Linked DNA regions of Mus musculus: region 2 is linked to region 1. The links are chromatin loops, found by intact Hi-C in ENCODE. Cell type or tissue: gastrocnemius. All regions are shown on one strand.

Region 1 (2,500 bases):
TTCTAGGCTCAGGCATTTGTACTGGCTCTTTCTTTTGTCTGAAACGATTTGCCAAAATCTTTAGCAGTGTCCTTATCTCCTCTGAGTCTGTCCCAACAGCACATTGTCACTTACTAAAGCTCCAGCCTCTAGGCTCCTCTCCCTGAGTAGAGGGACTTTTGTTTTGTCTACCTGCCAGAGTTTGGGCAAATAGTAAGATTCCCAAAGCATGTTTCTTTAAGGCAGCAAACTCCTTGGATATGCTTCTTGGTGCAGGAGAGAGCGAGTCATTACTGATAGGTAGGGCTTATGGAATGAGGTCATAGCCAAGGTTACTTAGTTAATTAATGCCAGGAGCAGGGCTTGAACTCAGGGCAGAGAAAATATCAACCTCCAGATACTCCTTAGTCTGTGACCTTAGGAAACCTTTACAAAACCCAACTTCCTCACATGTAAAATGTGAGGAAGAATCAGAAGAAAATCAGATCATTTCTCCTCACAGAAACTTTAAAGATGGAAAAGTCTGGAGATTGGAAAGATGGCTCAGTAGTTAAGGGCAGCTACTGCTCTTGTAGAGGACCAAAGTTCAGTTTTCAGAACTCACAACTGCCTGCAACTTCAGTTCCTTTGAGGATCAGACACAGGCCTGTGTGTGCATCCCTCCCCCACCCCACCCCCCACACACATACACACATTCACACAATTAAAATAATAAAATCTCAAAATCAGACTCAATAGAAGCAAAGATGAAAGGGCATATAAGTTCAGGGCTCTCCTCAAGGCTGTTTCTTCAACTAAACCTTTCCTGGTTGCCTAAAGCAGTCCCTTAGACAGTTCTGGATTGAATGAAAAGAGTTGACTCCAGTGAACTCAGAGGTCAGGCAACACAAAGAACAAGAAAGGAGAACATGATGGAAGGCAAGAAGGAGCTGAGAAGGAAGGTTGGCAGTGTAGCCGTGGTCTTGGGAATGTAGCAGCTTTGATCCAAATACTCCCTGCTCCAACTACTACAACTGCTACAGATGTCCCACACAACAGGGTTCAGTGGTGTGTGGAGGCCTCCTGTGGCCAGAACCTCACAGTGATGCACTGTTTCCATCACTGTGGCCGCCTGTTGAGCGTGGAGAAGCCACAACGATAAAGCAAAGGAGAGCTTCGAAGTATCAGAGCACAGGAGAGGTAGGGAGAAGGCCTCCCAAAAACCAGGCTCTTAAACCCAGTCTGTGTTTGGAAGTCAGCAAAGCAGCCATATGCAGCAGTTAGCCACCCAGAACAGCTGTCATTAGCTGACTTCTGTTGGATGACAGTGGCTGATGTGGGGACTTAGTGACTCGGCCCTATTGACTGTGGAAGCTCTGTATGCAGATTGGATTTAGGGAACTTTCATTGTTATACAAATGTGTGAATTAGAGTAGGTGTGGTTCCCTCAGGATTGCTCTGCCAACACTTAATGCACCACCCCCAAAAAGCTCAAAGCAAAGCAAAAAAAAAAAAAAAAAAAAAAAGCCCAAAAATGTATTTAACAAATGAGTGTTCCACTGAAAATCCATCAAGCACACGTAGGGTAAAGTCCAAAACAGGGTTCATCCTTTGGGCACCTCTAGGCCATCCCACAGCCTGGAAGCCCTGAAGCCTACATCTACCTCCTCCAACATCCTTCATCTGAATCAGGGGATGAGATCACTGTCTCGAGGACAATCTGATCTAGGAGCTAAGAGCGACTTTGACCACTTTTAGAGTGAAAAACTAAAAAGATCGTATTTTATGACAACTAAAGATGATAGGAATTTAGACTTCAGCATCCACGATTCAGATTTTTCTGGAACACAGCCATACTCATTTGTTTTCCTGTTGCTTATGACCAGCTGTGCTACAACAGGCAGAACTGGGTAGTTAGAACCCAGACCGCCTAGCCTGAAACCTTCCGAGTGCTAATCAGCTTTGTGTACTTTACGTACTTTCCTTTTGGTTGGCAGTGTTGGAGGTTCCAGTCCCTTGTCAGTTGGCCTGTTGCTTTTGGGGCTGCAGTGAGGGCCAGTACGTAGTAGGGAGGAGGGGAGGAGGAGGAAGGAGGGGAGGAGGGGAGGAGGAGGAAGGAGGGGAGGAGGGGAGGAGGGGAGGAGGGGAGGAGGGGAGGAGGGGAGGAGGGGAGGAGGGGAGGAGGGGAGGAGGGGAGGAGGAGGAAGGAGGGGAGGAGGGGAGGAGGGGAGGAGGAGGAAGGAGGGGAGGAGGGGAGGAGGGGAGGAGGGGAGGAGGGGAGGAGGGGAGGAGGGGAGGAGGGGAGGAGGGGAGGAGGGGAGGAGGGGAGGAGGGGAGGAGGGGAGGAGGGGAGGAGGGGAGGAGGGGAGGAGGGGAGGAGGGGAGGAGGGATCTCTTACATCATGGTAGCCTAGAAGCAAAGACAAGAGAAAGGGGTGCTTAGATCCCATTGGCTACTTCAAGGCACACCCCTCCCTTTTGGACCTAAAACCTCCTTCCCTAGGCCTACCTTGTAAAGGCTTCCACCACTCCCCAGTAGTGT
Region 2 (2,500 bases), 160 kb before region 1:
CAAGCCCTAGTCATCTGTGCCTCTGTGTGTGTGTGTGTGTGTGTGTGCGCGCGTATGCGTGTGCGTGTGTGTGTGTGTGTGTGTGCGCGCGTATGCGTGTGCGTGTGTGTGTGTGTGTGTGTGTGTGTGTGTGTGTGTGTGTATAAGAGTATTCCGGATCAGACCCAGGGCCTTGCCTATGGTAGTCAAGCCCTGCCACTAAACTATAGCTCATATTCTTGCCTACTACTATTATTTTAATATGATTTGGTCTTTTGATTATGTTTCTAACTCTCTATGTTTTCTTTTTAAAAATGAAATGCAATCCTCACCGAGGATCGACAGTATTATTAACGTTAATGAAATGATTGCATATTTTTCTTTTTTACTTTCTCCTCTCTCACTGCACGGATGTATTAATATCTCCTTCTGAAACTTCCATTTACAATTTTAAGATTCTTTTTAGGTGCTGGGCACCTCACCCAACCTCAAGCCTCTCCCCAGAGGCCTTGGGGAAGAGGAAAGGCGAGAGCCTGCGATTGATGTCAGCGACCCGCAGAGGGAAGAGCAGTCCTGGACTCTGAAGGCAGCCCAGAAACTAATTTCTCTTAATCAGTTGTAGGGCCCCAGGAGGACCCACAAGGCAGAGGGGGAAATAAATCTGAAGGAGAAAACCAAATTCTATGAGGGGCTGGAAAGACCTGTATTTTCAAAAGGGCACCATACCTTTAGGACTTAAGCGCTGGCAGGGCCCCATCCCTGCGCAGCTATTAATATGCAAAAAATGCCTTCATAAATACTTGATTCTGCTCACAGTGGGGAGGCCGTTCATTTGAAAGGGGAAATGGGAGCTTGGAGTTGAAACACGTCTGCTTGTCTTCTTTCTCTTTTTTCATCGCTCTTTTCATCTCCACGCAACTCCCCTTGTAGTCTTCTTCCCCCTATTTCTCTGACTTCTCCCCACTTCTAACTCCAAGGAAGTTGCTGATGGCAGCTGCGGCGCTTTTTTTTTTTTTTTTTTTAAACTGATGGACTTGGCTCTGAGGCCCGGAACCTCCGGCTAGGTGTAGAAGGGGTGCCTAAGGGCCTTTACTTGAAAGTGGAACTGGGAGGCTAGAGCCCCTCACCCTTTCGGCTTTGGCCTTAGCGACGCGGCCACTGAAGACTCAGAGCAGAGGTTTTCAGTACTACCGGGAGGGGGCGCACGGGGGCAGCCTCCGGACCCCAGAGCTGAACTTGGACAGCAATACCAGACTTTCTTTCCCTCATACTTCCCAGCCTAGGTATGTGACTTCTCAAAGGTCTGTTGTTTCCAAAAGGTTCCACCTTTGGGATTCTCACTGTGACTTAAACCAAACCAAGCCAAACCAAACCAAACCTCCACCACCAACAACAAAACTAGACAAATGTATTATGTGTGAGTGACCTTACATGACCAGACCCTAAAGGATGGAGGGACGAGCTGAGTCAGTAGGGATTAAAAGAAAAGAAAGACGGGCTTAATTGCTGCTGCTACTACTGTTGCTGCAAGCCTGCTTTGTGCTTCAGAGCAAGAAAGGTCCTAGGTCCTAGAGAGGCAGGGAGGCCACTGGTTGGGCCAGTGGCCCATCAAGGTGGGTAAACTGAAGTCTGTTGGGTAGAAATTTGTTTCTAAAGCCTTTCCAGATGCTTTATGGTAAACATAAAATTAGTCATTTATGTGGAGTAGGTTGAGGAAGTAGTTAAAATCCGAGGCAGTGATTAACCTAATAAAGTGCCCTGAGCCTCAAGAAGGGGGAGGGGTGAGAGAGGCAGGAGGAAGTCCTTTGTACCCTACACCCCATTTTTCCTGGCTTGGGGACTGGTGGGGCTCCCTAGACTTTTCCTCATAAGGCTTTTCCCCTCGGGGTTCCTTTTCAAAGGCAGGCAGGCTATGGTAACACCAACCAACCAAGAAGCTCAGATGGGAACCTTTCTCCATTTGCAAAGGAGGTACAAGATATTTCCAGAGTTTGTGAACTTACCAAGGCCTTGCAGATGAACCAGGCTTGGAGCTTAAGATCCAAAGTTCAGTCTGACTGCAAAGTTCATAATTTAGTCTATAGTTAACTTGTCATGGCTGGGTCACTCTTTGAAGGGTCCTCCAGTAGAGCCATAGGGATACATGAGTTTGGACCATGCAGGGAGTATTGGTATGGCCTTTGGAGCTATGGGATTTCCAAAATATATTGTATTTTCTTAGTCACAACTCTGTAATTATTATTGCTATTGTTATTACTTAAGGTCTTCGGATCCTTTATGAAAAGTGTCTTCAATGGAGGCAAACCACACACACACACACACACAAACACACACACAGACAGACAGACAGACACACATAGTATGTGTGTGTCTGTGTTGTTTCTGAGGTTCTTCAGTAGTGGAGAAGTGGCTTAGATATGCTTTTCTTCAATGGAGGCCTGACTTGGGCCTGGTGTTTTAACCTGAAAGGTCAGTTCAAATATTGTGCAAACAGACTCATTTCTGCTCTGATTGTAAGGAA

The links. Hi-C counts contacts between places; a loop is a spot of excess contacts. Peaks named below come from ENCODE experiments on the same cell type or tissue, not always from the same donor. Only the 100,000 strongest peaks of a DNase experiment are listed, where the experiment ranks them.
Region 2: it touches region 1 in a loop (3-fold over the local background); 3 of 42 quality-filtered maps call a loop at or near these places.

What each region holds. Positions count from the first base shown.
Region 1 is chr1:59,425,893-59,428,392 of GRCm38, reverse strand. No RefSeq gene overlaps it. Among named protein-coding and RNA genes, the nearest start is that of Gm33724, 8.2 kb to the right of the region's middle. In gastrocnemius, a CTCF peak has its summit at 1,048; no DNase peak of the experiment used is centred here.
Region 2 is chr1:59,583,509-59,586,008 of GRCm38, reverse strand. All of the region lies in intron 10 of Gm973 (predicted gene 973), which reads right to left. Among named protein-coding and RNA genes, the nearest start is that of Gm39648, 11 kb to the left of the region's middle. In gastrocnemius, a CTCF peak has its summit at 1,171 (motif pointing right); a DNase peak (open chromatin) is centred at 1,173; H3K4me3 peaks cover 323 bases; H3K27ac peaks cover 729 bases.